3 separate regions of the Homo sapiens genome follow, and regions 1 and 2 are each linked to region 3. A link is a contact called in ENCODE Hi-C data. All regions are on one chromosome and are shown on one strand. Each heading gives the region's core, a stretch centred on a gene start or an enhancer-like site at or near the end of the contact. The rest is flanking DNA. Distances are from core to core; before and after follow the strand shown. Region 1 holds the start of JKAMP (JNK1/MAPK8 associated membrane protein). Region 2 holds the start of DAAM1 (dishevelled associated activator of morphogenesis 1). Region 3 holds the start of PELI2 (pellino E3 ubiquitin protein ligase family member 2).

The links. A loop is a pair of places that touch in the nucleus more often than their neighbours do. Pooled maps may share reads with other maps.
Region 1: a map of CD8-positive, alpha-beta T cell shows a loop between it and region 3 (7-fold over the local background). The contact joins the promoter of JKAMP here to the promoter of PELI2 in region 3. A Hi-C loop is called at or near these places in 3 of 168 maps with a recorded cell type or tissue (CD8-positive, alpha-beta T cell and naive thymus-derived CD4-positive, alpha-beta T cell) and 6 of 50 pooled maps.
Region 2: a loop to region 3 is called in a map of CD8-positive, alpha-beta T cell, with 13 times the contacts of the local background. The contact joins the promoter of DAAM1 here to the promoter of PELI2 in region 3. A Hi-C loop is called at or near these places in 3 of 168 maps with a recorded cell type or tissue (CD8-positive, alpha-beta T cell and naive thymus-derived CD4-positive, alpha-beta T cell) and 7 of 50 pooled maps.

The regions. Positions count from the first base shown.
Region 1 is chr14:59,483,116-59,486,374 of GRCh38, reverse strand. JKAMP (JNK1/MAPK8 associated membrane protein) reads right to left here and starts at 1,858. Exons shown (of 7, transcript NM_016475.5): 1 at 1,782-1,858. The coding sequence starts at 1,785. It overlaps L3HYPDH (trans-L-3-hydroxyproline dehydratase), which reads left to right and starts at 1,967. Exons shown (of 5, transcript NM_144581.2): 1 at 1,967-2,566. The coding sequence starts at 2,059. RefSeq lists an enhancer at 1,613-1,892.
Region 2 is chr14:59,187,007-59,190,061 of GRCh38, reverse strand. DAAM1 (dishevelled associated activator of morphogenesis 1) reads right to left here and starts at 1,395. Exons shown (of 25, transcript NM_001270520.2): 1 at 1,294-1,395. RefSeq lists enhancers at 243-402, 113-872, 1,653-1,892 and silencers at 763-982, 1,043-1,182.
Region 3 is chr14:56,116,715-56,119,911 of GRCh38, reverse strand. It overlaps PELI2 (pellino E3 ubiquitin protein ligase family member 2), which reads right to left and starts at 1,501. Exons shown (of 6, transcript NM_021255.3): 1 at 1,175-1,501. The coding sequence starts at 1,251. RefSeq lists silencers at 1,024-1,093, 1,384-1,643, 1,684-1,743 and an enhancer at 1,874-2,113.

The DNA.
Region 1 (3,259 bases), core at 609-3,108, 3.4 Mb before region 3:
AAATTAGAGCACCAGTAGAGGGTCACCACCTTGTATTTTGCCCAGTCAGGACATTAAGCACCCACATGTAGACACACAATTATCATTATCACCTATGTTCATAACAGAACACATTTTCACATGGGAAAAGCAGAGAGAACATAATTTCATAACAGAGGTATGCAAATTACCTTTATAAAAAGTTTCCTACATTGTCCTAGCTTTTATCATTTTTGTGGAGGATAAGTGAAAATTTCATCAAGGCTGTCACTGGGCCAATATTTTAGAAACCACTGCATTAAAATTAAGCCCCTGATCTAAAGGCTTAGGGGAAAAGCAGCTATTCCTTACTTAAAAAAACCCCAACAACTAAGAACCTAATACGTTGTCTTTGACCTTATTCACAAGAAATTATGGAAGTTTTCTTCATCAGTGACATCTGATTCCCTTCATTCATTCATTGATTAAAACAAACAAACAGGCTCGGTGAGGTGGCTCACGCCTGTAATCCCAGCACTTTGGGAGGTCGAGGTGGGCAGATCATGAGGTCAGGAGTTCCAGACCAGCCTGGCCAAAATGGTGAAACCCCGTCTCTACTAAAAATACAAAAATTAGCCTGACGTGGTGGCGCGCGCCTGTAGTCCCAGCTACTGGGGAGGCTGAGGCAGGAGAATCGCTTGAACCCAGGAGGCAGAGGTTGCAGTGAGCCGAGATCGCGCCACTGCACTCCAGCCTGGGCTACAGAAGGAGACTCCGTCTCAAAACAAACTGCGGTCTACATGTGAATTAATTTGAAAAATTATGCATCTTTTGACTATTCTTGAACAATCATTTCCCAAATTATTCACGAATTCACAATCTAGACTGCCTGGTCTACAGTGCCTTCTCTCCTTTCACATTCAAGCAGACTTTTTACTTCCTTCTCCTTATGCTGCTGAGAGAAAAAGAGAAACAGCATTGAATAATATTCCTCCAGTTTAATATTTTCGCTTTTAACAAATTTCGGACTTAGCTTTTTAAACCCACTGGCCTCTTTAATGGGCGCTTATTTTTTTTGTAACCAATTGTAATCACAATGTTCTAAATTAATACATGAAAATGAATATTTCAGGTTTTTCAAGAATGCAGAAGGTAAGGAATTGGAAACTTCTGTATGGGCTTTACATCTAGTAGATGCTTAATAAATACACGTGAATATCAATAATCTAAAGTTTCTCAAAATCCAAGGCCTGAAAACCAGTATGATAAACTGAACTGAAATAAACAGCCTATCACTTACTAAGCAAAACCCAGGCTCCAAGCGACTGTTGAATTTCTCCTTTCATTTCCTTTAGCGAACGATGGCTAAAGTTTTAAGATTCCATTTTTTTGCAGCGGTCCTGCCCTTTGTGACGGGCGCTATAAATCTACGTTTGAGGTTGAAGCAGTAGACAAATTATGCAGCAACTTGCTTCTGCTTTACTGTTTTTTCTGCACTATCACCCGCGTTTTCAATTCCGAAGTCAACCCTCAAGCAAGTGTTCCCTCGACATTAAACTAAGGGACTGAAGAGACATTTCGGACCAAACAACAAAGACCTGGCATTTCGCCGCAGACAGCGCGCCTCCCCTAGTAGCCCGTTGCGGACAGACCACCCCAACCCCGCAGGAGTGCGGAGCCCGGCCCGAGGGCGGGCGGGGTCAAGGGGCGAGCCTGCGCCGCCAACCGAAGGCCGCCTACAAAGAGCCGAGCCCGAGGCCAGCCGTGTAGGAAAGTAGTCGGGACTACCAGAAACGCTTCCCGGGATCTTGGCGACCACTCACCCATGGGCCGCCTGAAGGTTTTTTTCGAGAAGCACTAGATCAGCGGATCTGGCAGCTGCACCGAACATCCGGGCCACAGCGAGCTCGGCGGCTCCGCCTCCCGGTAACCCGGGCGACAGCTCCGAAGTTCCTCCCTCGCTTCCGGGTTTAGGCTCCGAGACCCCGCCCCCCGGACGTGGCTGGTTAGCGTCCCGCCCTCCTCCCGCGGAGTCAGTGGGTGAGGGTCGGGCTTGAAGCCATAGCTGCGGGACCGTACTCGTCTCCCCCGACGCAGACCATGGAGAGCGCGCTGGCGGTGCCCCGGCTGCCCCCGCATGATCCAGGGACGCCGGTGCTGTCGGTGGTGGACATGCACACGGGCGGCGAGCCCTTGCGTATCGTGCTGGCGGGGTGTCCGGAGGTGTCTGGGCCCACCCTGCTGGCCAAGCGGCGCTACATGCGCCAGCACCTTGACCACGTGCGGCGACGGCTCATGTTCGAGCCCCGAGGGCACCGGGACATGTACGGGGCGGTCCTAGTCCCGAGCGAGCTGCCGGACGCGCATCTGGGCGTCCTGTTCCTGCACAACGAGGGCTACAGCTCCATGTGCGGCCACGCAGTGCTGGCGCTGGGCCGCTTCGCTTTGGACTTCGGGCTTGTGCCGGCGCCCCCTGCGGGCACCCGCGAGGCCCGCGTCAATATCCACTGCCCCTGCGGGCTGGTGACCGCCTTCGTGGCATGCGAGGACGGCCGCAGCCACGGACCGGTGCGCTTCCACAGCGTCCCGGCCTTCGTGCTGGCCACAGGTAATGGGCGGGACCTTTCCAGCCCAGGGCAGAGCTGCAACCGGGACGCGACTAACTACATTAACGGTTTTTCTGGGCTGGAACTCTGGCAACTAACCTACTCCGCGAAACCTTGCAATTAATAGAAAGGTAAATCACTGCCAACGTGTGTCAGCAGCCTTGCGTATTTGGTGCGTGTAATTTCGATTTTCCCTGACTCCCATCCGCCTGTGGTTTTGGGAGACCCTTGAGGAGCGAGGAATTGCGTGTTACCCTGACTCAGCGCCTCCCTCTGCACTGGTGAGGCATTCCTAGAGATTTCACCGGTGGATAAAGCAAGGTACGGTGGGGTCAAGGAAAGAGCGAAGAACAGCCAATGTACCAGGGTTCCAGGCTGGCTGAGAATATGCTTGGTAGACACAGAATCACACTTAATAAGTTACTAAACCTGGTCTCCTTTCCTCACCTCCCCCACTTCTTTGAAGAATTAAATGAGAATGAATGAACAAAGCAGTTTATAAATCATTAAGATACGAATGTTGCTTTTCTTTAAGAACAGGAACACACATTGCCTGGTTTCAAATCCTGATAACCCCCTAAAGCTGTGCAACCTTAGGCAAATTACTTAATCTCTCTGTGCCTGTGTTTCTTCTTTTCCCTCATAGAGTTTTTTTGTTAGGATTAAATGAGAGTATGCAAGATACTGTATTCCTG
Region 2 (3,055 bases), core at 146-2,645, 3.1 Mb before region 3:
CTAAGATTCCGAAGGCAGGAGTCGCCATGGCAACGGGATTCATCTTGCAGGCAACTCCGCTTCGATTCACTGGGTCCTGCTCGAATCTCAAGAAACTACCAGCAAAACGGTCACGGTGGCATTTGCTCTTGATGCTCTCCAGAAAGTGGAGATGAAGGAGAGGGGAATGGAGTTCAGGCATCACTAAATATGTTATGGGGCGAGAGGTAGCTCCGCAAAGCCAGGCCGTGAACAACTTGAGACCTTAGCAGGGTTTGATGAATGAGTAAACGAACAAATGAAGGTACTAGGAAAGGCAAAGAACATCCAGAGGACTGAGAGCTCTGGGCCTCCTGCACGTCTCCACTCAGAGGGCAAGCCGATCACAAGCAGTTGGCTTTCAGAACCAGCTGGGTAAACCCGATTATCCAGCCCTCCTGCCCCACAGCGAGCCTAATCATTAGATTATCCGACACCTCCACCCCCGCGCTACCACCTCCTGGCCCAGGGCTTCAGGGCAGGCGCTTCGCCCCAGCCCAGGTGCTCTACACCAAGGGACCGTGGAGACTGAGATGCGCCCTCCCGAGAGGGACGGGCGGCAAAAGCCCTCTGCGGTGCCTCACAACCGGGTCCGCAGGCGGCGCAGCCTCCCCGGCCGCCAACACCCTGCTCTCCCTCCGCAACGCCCGATTTCCCTTCTCTCTGTTTTGAAACATTTAGGTCCAACTTAGTCTGAATTACAGGCGCTCCGTCCCTTTCGAATGGGGCTGGAAGTGAGGGTGCCAGGGGCACTGGGGGCTCTGCTCGGACGCGAACGGGTACACGAGTCCCTCCTTCCCTGTCGCCACCGCCGTGTCCACCAAGCCTGCCTCGGGGTTCTCCCTCTCGGAGCCGCCGGGCCGGGAGCTCGCGGACGCCGCTGCAGTACCCGCGGCCCCAGCCCCGGGGAGCCTTCAGCAAGGCGGCGAGTGTTACCCCGCCAGCTCCTCGGCCAGCCGGGCGCCTTAGAAAGAAAGGGAGGGACCCCAGTCCTTGGGGGCGTCTTCCTCCCTGCTGCCTCGGTTTGCGTTGCGCTGCAGCCATTTTCCCACCCCCAGCTAGGCAGCCGAGAGCTGTCTCGGTCCCGTTCCCACCCAGACCCAACCTGAAGGACGGGTTTAATATTTACCTACTGGCCCGGGAGCTCCGGGGAGGCAGCAGGAGGGCGCGCCGCGAACCCAGCGCCCAGCCCACGGAAGCACGCCCACCCCCGCACCACTGAGCAGTGCCACTTAATGAATGAGTGCGGCGGGCAAGGAGGAGCGTCCCCCTTACCTGAGCAGCCCCTGCATGCTGGAAAGGCGGCTCTGCACTCTGGGTACAATGGGATCCGGTTAAACAGTTTCCTTCACAGCCGCTCGTAGGTTACTAACTCGCAGGTGACATCACCCTCTCCTCGCCTGATAGGATACAAAGTGGCTCCCACTGCGCATGGACGCTCCGGTCGGGCGCGCAGACTCCTGGGAGTAGTGGTCCCAATCTATTAGCGGAGCCGGGACAGCTTTGCTGTCGGGACTCGCGGAACTACATCTCCCGACACACTCCTCCGCCCTTCTGCCCCGCCTCTTATTCCCGCCCCCTTCAGGACCCGCCCCCTCCCAGCCTTACAGCCTTGCAGTGTTAGCGGTGGTCGTTCCGAAGCCGAGCTGCGGACCGCACGGGAGAGTGGGAGGGCTGCCCTGCGGTCGTGTGTGTTGACTTGACCTCTACTTTGCCCGGCGCGGGCTCTGAAGGATCGGAGAGGTCCGGGGCTCGCGTGGTCCGGCCAGGCTCGCTCTAACTGGTCTTTCTTGGTCCCTGCTGGGAAGGGACGATTAAGACTTTTCTGCCTTCCCCAGGCGTAGCAGCTAATTCAGAGGGCTTACTGTTTTCTGGGTTAAATACGGTCCTCGAATTCTCCCCGCTCAACACTTCCAGAGGATGGGGCGACGCCGGTCCCAAGGCGGAGGAATCTCCTTGTACCCCCTCAATTCACCTTTCTCTTTTCTGCTTCCCGTTTAACGGAGACAAGGTGACCAGGCAGAACGCGGGGAACCACTTAGTCGGCTGAGCTGACAGAATAACGGAGGTTGTCACTACCAGAAGTGCGGTGTGATAGACTAGACAGTCGCCGCAACCCTCCGTCAGGGCGCCTGCTGCTGCTGCAAAGATAATACTATCGTGCAGCCATGCTTTTGTTCATCCCTGCAGCAGACTTCCCGCGCTGGTGGCTCTCCACTCCCAGGAAGAAAACGTCCTTGTCTAAAGTTTTAATAATTGTGTATCTATGTATACACATGTTTTTAAATCCACAACACTCTCACCTCATTTTCCATACCTTTTCAAATATTTTTATAAAGACATTAAACCAAACAACATCGTGCCGTTCAAGAATTGCCCTGCTCTTAACACACCTAAATATTTATTTAAAGGTAAGCAAAAGGTGTGTAGCAGAATTCTGACCCTTTAGGCAGGTTGTATTGTTAATACATAATTTTTTCCGTGGCATTTTTCATTATTCAGTGAATACCAAGTGTCTTTTAATATGAAAAGAATCAATGCATTTAGTTACTCGAGTTGTAAATGTAAATTTTAATGGCATTTGATGTGTCTCAATTCCATATAATGATCAGCTCACACACCCGTTCCACTAGCAAAATCTCTAGAAGACTGTGCATCTTGTGAAAAAAAGGTTCACAATTAAGATTTCAGACAACTCCCTACTGAAGTGTTGGTGGAACTCTTATCATTTATTTTCTCCTTTCATTCTGCAACACTAAGTTGGGTTCAAGTGAAAAAATATTTATGAAATTAGTTGAGGATCTCAGGGGAGAGGAAATGCTTTGTTTTGCTCAGAGAGATGTTTAGCGATGAATTCTGATGTTCTTTTAACAAGCCTGTTCTTTATAGACAAGACCCACTTTTCTCCCCCGAAAGAAGATAGCTTTGAATGTTGCTCTTCTGTCCTCAGCTACTTCTTCCATTTCAAATATTATCTAAAATGAACTCTGACAATATAAATTTTCCCCTGGCCATCAGATCAAGGATATAATCACTG
Region 3 (3,197 bases), core at 252-2,751:
CCCTGAGTCTTCCCACAGCCATGACTCCTCATATGTGTGCTAAGCCTACCTATCAGCGCCGAGGATGTTCTGAATACAGGTCTTTCAACGCAGAAGGACAAAAGCGCGGGTTCCCAGAGCGACACATCCAAAGGAAAAAATAATCCTTTCTTCAACACTAAACCCAAGTTGTTCCTTCCCCCCAGTTTCCTGCACTTCCCCCTTCCCCCTCCCCTTTCACTGCCCACTATATCCAGTTTTAAGCCCGCAAAGCCTCTCTCCTGGCTTATTAAGGGTAAACAATAGAAATGTCACAAGGAAACTCAGGAAGTAGATGAAGTCTCTAATTGCTGCCGTTTAACGATTGTACATAATTACTATCTTCAAGATGCGGCTTTCACCAGCAGAGAGGGAGCCGAGGCGGGCGAGGCTGGCGAGCTCCCCGCAGCCGGGAGGGCATCAGCGAGGCCGGGACCGGGGGGATACGGCCCGCGCCCCGGTGCCAGGCCCCGAGCAGCCGCATCCTGTCCCTCCCCTCCAGAGCACTCCAAGCGGGGAGAAGCGGAGGGCCGGCCGGCCCGGGTCACACACAGTTCACTGCTCTCGGGCTGCGGCGGCCCGCGGCGGTCATCGGAACAATTTGCAAAGCGCAGCCGGGGATCCCACAGCCCGCGGCGGCCCAAGCTCACGGCGCCGCGCTCGGAGTTCGGGGGCGCGGGTACCACGGTCCGCGAGGGAGGTGGGAAGACGGGGCTCCGCGCCGGCCGGCCTCTCAGCTTCGGGAAGCGACCCCGCGAAGCGCCCGCGACCGCGGCGCCTCACATGGAGTCCCTGCCCGCCCTCCCCGGCCCGGACGCGGCGCGCGGGAAGTGGAGCCCCTGCCCCCGCCCCCACGATACGGCCGCGGACCCGGTGCCCGGCGCTGCCCCCGCTGGGTCGCCCGAGTTCTGGCCACTTCCTCCGCCGCGTCCTCCGCGCGGACAGCGCAGCCCGGCGTCCGCCGCAGCACCCCGAGCGCGCGCCGATGGGGCGCATCCCGCCCCCGCGCCGCCGTCCGGGCCCTGAGAGCCTCTCCTGCCGCCCCGAGCGCCCCGGCGGTCCCCAAAGAGCACCGAGCCACCCCGCCAGCCCCGCTCCAGGATGCGGGCGCTCCCCGCCCGCGCCGCTGCCCGGGACCAGGGACCCCAGGACTCACCCGAGCACCACCAGCTCCCCGTATTTCACTGGCTCCTTATTGGGGGCGCAGTGTTCCTCCTGGCCAGGGGAAAACATGGAGCCCCGCTCGGCCGCCGACGCCGCCGCCGACGCCGCCGCCTCCGCCGCGATCCCCGCCGAGTCCGCGCCGCCGCTACAATCCCATCCCGAGAACGGGGTGAGCGCGCCGGGGAAGGGCACGGCGGCGAAGGGGGCGCGGGGCGGCCAGTCCCGCTGCTGCTCCGTCGTGGCTGCGCGGCTGCTCCGCCTGACTCCCCGGAGCTCCGCGCGCCGCGGCCGCCCCGAGTCAGAGCCGGCAACAAATGGGACCCGGCAGCAGGGGGACCTGCCTGCGCTGAGCGCCGCCGCCGAAGCCCCGCGGGAGGGAGGGAAGGAGGAGGGAGCGGGCGCACGAGAGGCTGGGGCCGCGCGGGGGAGGCGGGGGCCAGCGCGCGGGCAGGTGGGAGCCGCCCCGCCCCACGCAGAGCCAGGCGCCCGCCCCCGGCCCGCGGGGCGCCCCCTCCCCCGGCGCGTGGGGCCGTCCGCGCCCACTCCCCGCCCCCCTCGGCCCGGCGGAGGCTCGGCCCCTGTGTTATGTAAACATAGAGTAAAAGGGAAAGGAAGTTCTTAAAGGAGCAGCTCTGTTTTTTTTCCTCACTTCCTTCCCCAAACTTAGAGCGCGGGGTCCTCAGCCCTCGCCGCCTGGTTCTTCAGCCGCGAAGGCCCGCGGGAGATCCTGGAAACGAGCGGCCGCGGTTCCCAAGCCCACGTTTTCCTGGCTGGAGTTCGATGGGATTAACTTCCTCTCCGAGTAGAATAGCGCTCTCTCGACGTCACTGTGTCCCGGCTTACAACTAGAGGTGTCGCACACACCCACTTGGGTGCCTCCCCTTCCAAAACCAAGCAGAAAGGCGTCTAGAAAATTAGAAGGTTTTGCCAGTTGGTGCTGGCGTAGAGGACGTTTCGAAGGCGCTTGGAGCACCCCACCGTTGCACTGGATGTAGCTACCCCGGCTTGTGGTCAATAGAGCTCCACCTGGCTTTTGGGGGGTGGCGGGGGGATGGGGGAAGAGTTGTTTTTTAATCCATACTTTATCCACTTTTCCTGTGCCTTCTTTCCATCCCCTAATACATACAAGGGGAAATTACCTGGGTGGACTTTTTAGTGAACGTAAATGTTCCTTTATGACCGTGATTTAATCAATGCACTGTTTGCTTTCTATTCTTTTTAAACTAGTTATTGCTATGGCTTTAAAATATCGTAGACTGTATAGTTTTACTGACTGCTGTTTTTCATCATACAGGATTTTATTGTTCTAACATTTATTAAGCACTCATAATGTGCTAGAAACTCTACATATTATTGCGAGTCATTGCCTCTCAACACTGTTAAATATTTAAAGAAATAAATACTGCAGAAGCTACCCTGTGTATAGTGACTGGTTGGCTATGACCCGAAGCAAAGGGCTAGAAAAAATAATAATTGCATCTGTAACCTTCCATTCCGCTGTGCTGCACCCCTTGTGTAACATTCTCTGACAGGTTATTACGGTAGTGACATGATGTTTCTGATAATTTTACTTCAGTTAGGAACTGATTTTTTTAATTGAGGTTTTAGAAATAAATTATTCCAAAGTAACTAAAGCCACACCACTGGTAAGCCAAAAATAAACTTTATTAAACAGTTAACTTATTTCAGCTAACTATAGAAATTCTGTATTTCAAATGAATATTAGTTATTCTGCATATATTACGTATTCTCTATATTTTTTATATGTAATAAAAAATCTGTTACAGTTTTAACCAGCACTCCTTCACTAAAGGGATAAATCATGTCTCCTCCCCAGTGTTGATGTAAATTTCTTTCAAATTTCTGCTGGATTAATGTTGTCTTCATGTACTCTGTGCATCTACTTACCACATAGATTGTATGACTATCAAAGATCTGTCAGAATCATTCTGCAGTTGCGCCGTCACGATTACGATGATGCCTGCCTCTGTCACCCTAGCTTCTCTAGGCCTCCT